Regions from separate parts of the Homo sapiens genome. Here region 2 is linked to region 1. The links are chromatin loops, found by intact Hi-C in ENCODE. Cell type or tissue: mammary epithelial cell. All regions are shown on one strand. Links, peaks and the distances in the headings refer to the core of each region. The heading gives the core; the rest is flanking DNA.

The links. Peaks named below come from ENCODE experiments on the same cell type or tissue, not always from the same donor. Only the 100,000 strongest peaks of a DNase experiment are listed, where the experiment ranks them.
Region 2: it touches region 1 in a loop (8-fold over the local background); 2 of 110 quality-filtered maps call a loop at or near these places.

Annotation. Positions count from the first base shown.
Region 1 is chr7:116,773,475-116,778,792 of GRCh38, forward strand. MET (MET proto-oncogene, receptor tyrosine kinase) reads left to right here. Exons shown (of 21, transcript NM_000245.4): 15 at 1,407-1,637; 16 at 3,915-3,995; 17 at 5,302-5,318. Among named protein-coding and RNA genes, the nearest start is that of CAPZA2, 86 kb to the right of the region's middle. RefSeq lists an enhancer at 2,553-3,752. In mammary epithelial cell, for the core only: no CTCF peak of the experiment used is centred there; DNase peaks (open chromatin) are centred at 3,327 and 4,347; H3K27ac peaks cover 1,832 bases.
Region 2 is chr7:116,650,755-116,656,144 of GRCh38, forward strand. The region is part of intron 2 of COMETT (cytosolic oncogenic antisense to MET transcript); the gene reads right to left. Among named protein-coding and RNA genes, the nearest start is that of MET, 19 kb to the right of the region's middle. In mammary epithelial cell, for the core only: no CTCF peak of the experiment used is centred there; DNase peaks (open chromatin) are centred at 2,207, 2,617 and 3,097; H3K27ac peaks cover 3,062 bases.

The DNA.
Region 1 (5,318 bases), core at 319-5,318:
TGCACCCTTAAGCATTTAGAGCCCTGATCTCCAGATGCAAAGGCTTTAGGAAGTGAGAATGAAAGACCTGAGTTTAGAGAGGCTGATTGGCATTCCCAATCCCCTGGGGAAGGTTTAGAGACCCTGACTCCTTGGAATTAAGGGAGCAAGTACCCAGCTAGGCTCCTTCCTTCCTCACTCACCCAACATTTCAGGTACTTCACTGATGTTCCACATCCTTCTTTAAAGGTTGCTCTTGTCTTTTTTCTGGCTAGTGTCTACTATAACTGTAATTGATGCCCAACGCTTTTCTGGAACCACTTTTGGCCAAGTTCATTTATTATTAATCAAACTGTCCACTGTAGAAAATACTAAAAATGCTCAAGTGGGATTAGGAATAGTCAAGGTACTAACAGCATTCTTTTTATGCCCTTCTCTCAGATTCTGATTCTCCTGCTTATTTGCAAACAAATGATACATTTTGGTGCTAATGAGGAACCCCCACATAACCTTCTCCCTGTGTTACATACTAATACATTTCAATACTATGCCTAGTTTATCTTCATGTCAGTTGCTGTGGCTATGATGCCCCCTCCTTGATATGTGTGAATTCCCAGTGGAAAGAGAAAGGGAAAGTGGAAATGCCCTATTTGGCATTAAGAAATTGACTATCAGCACCATTTCTTCCCCTGAAATAAAAAAAAAAATTCTCCTTGCAAAAGGGAACTTTGCCTGAGGTTCTTACAGAGCTTTGGTTATAAAGATCAACTTATAAAGAATGCTTACCCCTTTCATAGTGTCCTTAACTAAACAACAAGGATGGTCCACTAACCGAGATCTAACCTGCCTTCTCTAAACAACAGTAACACTAAATCCAGTGCCATCACTGCACAGTGGAGAATTTACCACTAATGTGAAAAGCTTTCAGTTTTGGGAATATAGCCATTATTTATTTCTAATCATATGTGTATTTTTCCCTTGGCCAGGAATCCATAGGTTTTGCACAATAGTAATTAATTCCATTAACAAATAGTAGTGTCTCAAAAGGCATCTTTTTCATTTTCTTATATTTGAGCTGGATTTTTGTGAGACGAGGCAATTGCTCAACTACCTTTGCTGCTACCACTGCTTCCATTCTTAAGGACATAGTATATTCAAAAATAAACCATAAGCATGGCTTTTTGCTATTGATAAAGAGAGAAATGTCTAAGGAAATGAGGGTAAAAAGCTTTCAAAATTAATACTTAGTCTACTTAAATGAAAATCTGTAAACATCTAATGAAATGCTTGTATATATAACTTAGTATCTTTTCCCAATTTATTATCATTTTTATCAAACTAATTCCATTATAAAAGCTCTTCCTGTTTCAGTCCCCATTAAATGAGGTTTTACTGTTGTTCTTTAATAATTTTCCTTCATCTTACAGATCAGTTTCCTAATTCATCTCAGAACGGTTCATGCCGACAAGTGCAGTATCCTCTGACAGACATGTCCCCCATCCTAACTAGTGGGGACTCTGATATATCCAGTCCATTACTGCAAAATACTGTCCACATTGACCTCAGTGCTCTAAATCCAGAGCTGGTCCAGGCAGTGCAGCATGTAGTGATTGGGCCCAGTAGCCTGATTGTGCATTTCAATGAAGTCATAGGAAGAGGTAAGTATTTCCACTCAGCTTTTTGTTAAATACGATTTTCCAGTAAGCATTTTATCTTTGGCCTTTGCAGATTAGGAACTTAGACAATGGTGAAAGCAACTGACAGAGCAGTGATAACAAGTGTACTTGATTTCTGTTCTATAGAAATGTAGCCCTGTAAATCATATCCGTGGGGATTTGCCCTTGTGCATGGAAGCAATTGGATAATCCCCCAAATATATTAGAACTAAATCACAATTCGTCCTCGTCCTGTGTGTACTAGCAATTATAGTTTCTTCAAAGGTGCCATTTACTTTCTTCTAAAACTCAGGGCCAGGCGCAGTGGCTCACACGTGTAATCCCAGCACTTTGGGAGGCCGAGGCAGGTGGATCACCTGAGGTCAGGAGTTCAAAACCATCCTGGCCAACATGGCAAAACCCCGTCTCTACTAAAAAAATACAAAAATTAGCCAGGCGTGGTGGCGGGTGCCTTTAATCCCAACTACTGGGGAGGCTGAAGCAAGGAGAATTGCTTGAACCCAGGAGGTGGAAGTTGCAGTGAGCCAAGGTTGTGCCACAGCACTCCAGCCTGGGCAGCAGAGCGAGACTCCATGTCAAAAAAATAAATACTTATAAATAAATAAATATCACTCCTTTAATTTTGAGTATTTTTATTCAATCTCTCTCCAGTCTTTCTTTACCCTGAGAACAGTGACAAACTCTATGAAGCCTGGTTTATAGCAGTTTGTACACTGCTGGACAGCATCAGAAGACAGAGAATTTATAGCATTCTCCTGATCTAAAGCAACATATATCATCTCTACAATGCACTCCAATTTCTTTATACAAAGATAAATGAATATTTGTAATAAGCTAGCCAAAGCAGCAATAACAGCTAGCATAAACAGTATTTGTGGAAATATTTAGCAGGAAAAGAAACCAATCAAAAACCGGGAAATGAACTTCATTCTTCTTGTTGTTTTTTTTTTTCTAAAAAGCTTTTACCCTTAATACTAAATGGCCTCTGATCCCTTTTATTCTATATGTGCTGCAAGAGGTTGTACAGGCATCTGCCAGTGTGATACAAGAGAAGCTGATGGCGTGATTTCCCTTATATGAACACAAGGCCTTCTCACTTTCCTGTGGTAGCATCCACACATTCTTCTGTCAAACACCCCAGAGCGTAATCCTTTGTGTGCTCCTTCTTCCCCAAGAGTGGCTTCACTGTTAACAAACATCTTTCCATTTCTCTTCAGAGTAATATATAGTTCTGTCATAGGCCTATAAATCCCAGTAATTGCATCAATTTTAGAGTGTGTGGACTCACTAATTGTGTTCTAATTCTACACATTTGGAAAACTAGAATTTTTTATCATGAAAGGTACTAAAATGGCAATTATTTCTCTTTTGAAGTTATAATCATTAACAGCTCTATAAATATTAGCTACTATGTATTTATATGTTTTTCTGCAGGAGAATAGGAGCACTCAAAAGCATAAGTTTTATTTTATTCTTCTTTGCATTAGTAGAGGGCAGCCTAATGCCTGACACTCACATACTAGGCACTCATGGTGTCTTGGCCAGCTGGATGAATTAATTAGTGAATGACTTACACAGCTATCAGACATTTGGCACCTCTGGGGGAAATTACTGCCACTGGATAAAAGGCTACCATTGGGAAAATGATGTGGTTAAAGCCAGAGAGAACTGGATGAAGTGAGTCAGGGTGAATTTGCTTCATCTGGGCAACTGCCTTTCAGTTTCTGCCAACCTGGATTACGTATTAACCAGTGACTAATGGGGAAATCCTTATTCTATAATACTAATCCTATTTTTAATGGTAACATTTTTATTTCATTTCAGCTTATTAGAATATAGAGAACTTATTTTATTATAGTTCTTCATGTGGGTTAACTTTATTTTCATATTTTAAAATACTATGTCATCCTTTAAAAAAATTTATTTGATGAGGCCGATGTTACTCACCTTTTCAGTGGTTCCACTGTGGTTGAATATTTTATTAGGTTAGGCTTTAATATGAGTCATATCATCTACAACTTATTCATGAATTAAATAATCACATTGCTTATATCCTTGGGTGAAATGTGTTGCATCTACATATATATTTACAAACACACCTACGTACCTATAGTGGTATTGTTAAAAGTATTTTTTAAATGTACTCTTTTGCTGTATAGAAAGAAGAAAGAATAAAATGAAGCTCATAAAGGGTTTGATAAATAATTATTTCATAATTAAATGTTACGCAGTGCTAACCAAGTTCTTTCTTTTGCACAGGGCATTTTGGTTGTGTATATCATGGGACTTTGTTGGACAATGATGGCAAGAAAATTCACTGTGCTGTGAAATCCTTGAACAGTAAGTGGCATTTTATTTAACCATGGAGTATACTTTTGTGGTTTGCAACCTAATAAATAGCTTATAATAAAACGTTGATTTACACTTTCCCCTTGTGGAAAAATCAGCTACCACTGAAATTATGGGCCTAATCCTGAAAATTTGTTTTGTTCTAGACTTTTATTGAACTACTTCCCCTGAAATGATCCCTCAGAGCCCTCATTAGTAAGGGGGTAGGAGAAATGAGGTTCTTGGATGAACTGAGTATCATTTAACTATAACTATGTTTGGTTTATAATATTTGTTTTGCAAGTGACATTTCTGGAAACTATTGGAAGCATGTTGGCACCTACAGTAGTAATGACTCATTTTACCCAGAGGCATTACTATAATTATTTTTTAACCACAACTTCCATTAAAAAGATAAAAAATGAAATAAGACAAACAGGAGAAAACTACGCTGGCCAAAAATTGAAAAATCATAAGTATGGTAATACCTCATTTATCCACATTTTTGGAGAGTGAGGCATTCCACATACATGAACTTCCTAAATAAATGAAACCTACCCCTTTTTAATGCTGGAACATTACTTAAAATTTTAGCTGTTATTGAGAAAATCTTTTTAAGATGAAATGCATACTCTGTTTAAGGGAATGCTTCCAAATACAAACTAAGTCTTTATTGGTGACCCCAAGCCATAATTACAGCCATAAATTACTATATTACACAAACAGTGTACTCCACATACATAGTGTTCCTGGCTCCGCCTGTGTTGACAGGTCTCACATGCTTGCGTTTTCTACTCCCATTTCTCATTTTCTGCTTGCAAATTGCAGCAGCCTGAAAAATGTTAACCAGCTCTACTACAAACTTTATATGGGACTTAATAAGCTTTAAGTGCACAAATGAAAGATTTTCCTGCAAGATACTTTACTGTCACAATTATTTCAGTCTTTTTAAAATATAAATCAACATGCTAAGTAGTGTTCTACATGGTTAATTTTGTTGGAAGTCTGACCATGAGGGAAATAAATGGACAGTCTTTATGAAACCTAAGTATAACCTTTGCACTAAGTTTATAGGAGACAAACTGGTGGCTGGTTGGACTCTATCTTGCAAAAGTGGGCATAGGTGGTGACTGGAAGGCACAGTGCACGGTGGCATCATTCACTCAGATGTGATGTAAAAAGAACACTCTGCAGTCAAACCCTCAGGACAAGATGCTAACTGTGTGGTTTACCATTTCATTGCTCTTCCTATCTAAATTTGACAAAAGTATTCACTGTTCCATAATGAAGTTAATGTCTCCACCACTGGATTTCTCAGGAATCACTGACATAGGA
Region 2 (5,390 bases), core at 289-5,288, 120 kb before region 1:
TGTCTTGCAGTTACAAAAAATAAGAGTATTGTAAAGCTACAGAGAGGACCTCTATCTTCACAACATGTCTTTAGTTGGCTATGCTGAGGTTATAAGTGTTTTTGAGAGGCTCCCAATGCTCTTAAAAAAAGCTAACCTACTCCACAATTCTTGTCATGATTATTCCTCCCACAATGGTTAAGCCACAGTCTTCTTATATCCCAGTAGTTCACCTTCGACCTGTACCTCATCCCAATTAACCACAGGTGAGTATCAGTCACTGGGATGCCACAGCATGCCAAGGGTTATCCCCATTCCTCTCACCACCAGAAATGAGGTCCCTATTGCTTTCAGATAGCAATAATTCACCTCCAAAATCTCATCCTGAGGCTCTGTTTTCTAGGCCACTTATGTCATCATGAGTGTATCTTATAAGTAGAATGTCCATGCGTATAACTATGTATCCTAGCCTAGATTCTCCAGAAAGCAGAAACTCGGTTAAAACCTTGTCTGCTATTCCTTTATTAGAGAGTAAATCCCAGGGAAATAGTAGTGAAAAGGAAGATAAAGAAGCAGGGAAGATGGGAAAGCCAATATGAGGGCATGTTACCAATCTGGCCACCATTTGGCAACAGGTGCAACTGATTACTCAATTTCATAAGACCATCTTCGGAGAATCTATATGAATGATTGTAACTCAAGACAGTAATGCCAGTCTTTTGGGGTGGGAGGCGTCGAATATTTTCTTTACTGATTTCCATCTCCCACTAGTCAAAGACTCACCCAAGAGGGTGCTAGCTCCTCCTCATTTCTAGGTTGCACATATATGGGCATCAAACAGATCCCACAGTGTCTCCTTCCTCACCATCAACAAGGATGTCCAAGGGTAGAAAGCAAGTACTGCATGGGGCAGGCATAAGGAGAGGTGCTGTCAAGTTTAGCTCTCTTAAAATCAATTGAAGCCTTCACCGGTATGGTCACTGTAGGGGTGGCTGGAGTGAAACAAGTGACCAAAGACTCTTAGAAGCAAGGAACATTGAAAGAATCAAAATGGCACAAAAGTTGTGGGTGCTTCTAGCAAATAAGTGAGTGATAACTAATTTTTAAAATGTTTCATTCTTAATCCAAAGGTAACATCTTCACTGAGTTATTCTTTCCTTGAAAAGTGGGAATGAGAAGAGTAAATGATACAGTGTGCCTTTTGCCTAAGGAGTTGGGAGGTCAAAAACACTGTATACTCTTGCCTCAAATGACCTCTATGCTGCTTATTTACTTATTAACTTAGTTTTATCTTGACTTTTTAAAAAAAATTTAAAATAAATTGTAACAAAAGGCAGACCAATATGATAGACATATAAAATGACTCAAGCAAGTGCAGGAAAATAGAAATATGCTAATGGTATCTTTAACATAATTTCAATGAGAGAGCTGTAAATTTGGCTTCCAGTTACACAGTTCAGAAATCATGATAAGTAATATAGCTCTTATTATCAGAAAGGAGGAAGCAGGCTTTAGGAGAAGTGAAGTTTTTTCTAGCACTGGAATCTAAAATAGCTTTCTGATATGGAGGTTTATAGAGAAGAAATTGTGTGATGTAATGGAAAACGTCCTCAACAACATTTTTACAACAAATGTACAAGTTGATTTCATTTAACAACGAGGTGGGAAAATTTATTAATTCAACAGCTGATGCTAGAATTCCTTCTAGGGAGAAAACAACTTTTGCTGGTAATAACACTTAGGGTATAAGTGGAACCCTCTAGGTCTGGTATGAAAGCTTGTAAGGAACAGGAAAACAGTTCTGCCTAACAGAGGAAAAGGAATCTGGAGGGCCACAGGGCAATTTGGAAGAGTGAGTGAAGAGGTTGGATGAGAAGGGAGATGAGGGGAGCAGAAGCCACTGAGAAGGCAGAAGGCTCTGTGTAGTGATCCCTCATCCCCTACCACAACCCTCCGTCTTCAATAAAGTTTTTGCTAAACTTGGCATTGTTCTGGGTATTTCAATGTGGGTATTGAAAGCAAATAAGTGCCAATCAGATGGCAGCAAAGTGAGATGGTGACAGATGTGAGGAATGCAGAAACAAAGAAGAGAAAGGCAGGTAATTGTCAGCCATCTGGGATTCGTGAGAACTGGAGAGAAAAAAGCACTACTGATTAAGGGCAGGTCCACAGACTTTCACTACCAGATGAACAATGGTTGAGTCTGACATATCTTATAAGGGCCAAGAAACATGACAGCATCAGCATGACACACCATCCCTCCTCTGAAGGTGGATGAGATACTCATTGTGAAAGAGGCAGCCAATTATTACCTAGCATCATTTTCCCCTTCTCGTTTAGTGATAGAACCTTCCCATTTTTAGCTCGGCACATGGGGTCCCAACTAGAGACATTTCCTAATAAAGGCATTTCCTAATAGGTGATTATGGCCTGTTAACAAGTGGTCAATGAGATGTAGGCAAAAAGAATGTAGACAAGTTCTGGATCACGTTCTTATGGGAAGCTACTTGATCATTGCTTATTTCTCTATTCCCAAACTCTAGAATGAGAACATGGTGCTGTGAGCCAGCTTTCACCGTGTGGATAAGGACATAATCAAGTCTAGGCAATGGCCTAGCAATGACATAGAAGGAATCTGGGTTTCCTGGTGAACTACAGCTGCCTAGCTACTGACTCATCCACTCACCTCAACTCACCCTGACCACGTCCCAACTCAGACTTTTACATGAGAGAAAAAGGAACTCTGTGTTATGTTTAAGCCACTGTTATGTGGTCTCCATTAAAGCAGCCAGATCCATATCATTTCCTCAGAATATATGTTTCATTTACTGACACAACTCTACCCCTTGGGTGCAGCTGTTAAAACCATGTAGTATAAAATATTTTCAAAACTTAGTCAAAATCATACTTCGTGGGTTATAACAATGGTCCATCACTGATACACTGCAAGCACTTCATTGGTAAACTACTCTATTTTTATATATTTTTGGTATAACCATGTGTAGTACTGTCTGTTAGATAAAATGTTGAGCTAAATGGACCACGTTGCCCATTATAGAGCAGGACTCAATATGCTACAGGTAGAGGTAAGAAACATGTTGTAACATCCTGCTGGCACAAAGAGCCCACACTTACTGAACATGCCAAAACGTTGCCTCATGAATATAGAAGAGAGGGCAGTCAGAGAAGTACCAGCTCTATTCTTATAGAAACATAGTGAACAGAGGAGAATCTGCAGATGCTCTTACAACTACTATAATATATATTTAATCTCTGGTCATGATTATAATTATTGCTTTTTTAGAACAGTAATTCAGTTAAAAACTTAATTTGACTTTATGCAACAGAAACCAAATTCCTGTAGTTTAACCACATACAGGATTATCATGTTTCAAGAAATCTAGAATAGACAGTATAAGACTGCTATGACAATTCCACAAGACCATCAAGAACCCAGCCTTCTACCTTTCCTCATATTGATTCTGGACATGTTGCTTTCTTCCTTGTGATCACTTGTTAATCACAAGACTGCTGCACCATAGACACCACATTAGAAATCCAGACAAGACGACAGAGGAAGAATGAAGAACAACAACACACCTGAGTTTGTCCTCTTAAAGTGTTTTCCTAGAATCTGTACCTAATGATTTCTGTTTACAAGATGAATTGCCCAAAACTGTGTCCTATGGCAATCCTTAGATGCAAAGGAATGCAGGGACGTGAGAATTTTTTCCTATGCACATTGCTGATATAAATAACTTCAAAGCTCTCCCAGTAAGAAAGAAGGAGAGAGTGAATACTGGATAGGCAACCAGTGTCTGATATATACTGTCAAAAAAAAAATTGCTACTAAACTGGATGCCATGAGTCCAAAAAGGTGAGAACCGCAGGAATAGAAGTTTTCAAATATTTCTAAAACAATCATCAAACCATTCTATTACTTCTTTTGGGGGGTGTTCTATCACTTAATCGTAAGAAGAGTGACTGCTACTGCTCATTTTTCTAACTACTTTTCTTTCTGTTATTATGTCTTCAATATTAGTTGGAAAATGTGTAATACTGAAGTGGATTAAAGATAGACACAAATTTTTGACACTGTTCTCATCAAAAGGTGAGTTTTATGTCCTCTTTTCTTGGATCTAGGTGAGGTCTGCCACTGCTTGACCAACAGAACATGGCAGAAATGGTGTTGTGCCAGTTTTCAGGCCCAGGTCTTAAAAGACTGGCAGCTTCCTGTTTCTGTCTTTTCAAATATATATTCTTGGAAATTAGCTGCCATGTTGGGAAGAAGCTCCAGTGCATTGTGGGAAATAAACAAAAGCCACTAGTTTATATCCCAGCTCAGAGCTAGCACCAACTCACAGCCACTGTAGTGAGCCATTTTAGAAGTAGATCCTCCAGCCTCGTTGAGCTGAACTAGCTGATGTCTTTTGGAGCAGAAATGAGCTGCCCCCTCTTAAAACTGCCCAAATTTCAGATTTGTGAGGAAATAAATAATTATTATGGTTTCAAGCCATTAAGTTTTGAGAGGGTTTGATACACAGCAATAGATAACCAAAGTAATTACTTTCAGTAGAAGAAATTAATAATGCCTTAATGCTTTATAAATAGATTAATTTCTAGTGGTCACAAATTGTGAAGAATTTAAGTATCATCACGAACATGCAACTTTTCTTTATTTGGTGCAATAAGCCAGCAATGTATTTATTATTCATGTTTGACTTTGTAGTTTGTCTAGCTGCATGCATAGAACCATTGATGTAAATCCTTGACCAAAAAATTGTAAAAGGTATATTCTCCACTTACATAAAACCAAAAAATATTTAATAAGCAAATGAAAACTATACCTGAAGAGCATCTGTTACAGTAGTATCACCTTCCTGAGCTCTGAATAAATTCTGAACACATAAGGAATTTAGAATAGTGGTCACCTTTAAAAACAAAAACAAACATGTACTGTTAGCTCTGTTGGGTCTTATCATTTAAAGAAATCAGTTACTGCCACTAAGACATTCAGCTGATAAGGACAGGAATGAGTTAGAGTAGGGCAGAGTACAATGGTCGGTCAGGATGCTTTATCTGTCTAATATATTAAAATTTTATAATTTTAGTCAAAATATTTTTCTGCATTTTTACTATTTTTATAAAGTTTTAGGGCTTTCAGAGGACAAAGTCATTTCAAACTAGAGCTCTCTAGACTGTTTGAAATGCAACTAAAGAAATTTTTCTTTATCCATTTCTGCCTGAGGAGTTACACCCCTAAATCAAAACTTTTTAATGTACCCAGCACATAAATAAAATTTATGGTTGATTTTCAATTAGACTTGGTCCATGAGTGAGCAATTTGATATTAAATCTGAAAACTGAATTGCTTCTTTTTTTCCTGTTGATAGGCATAAGTTAGGATAGAG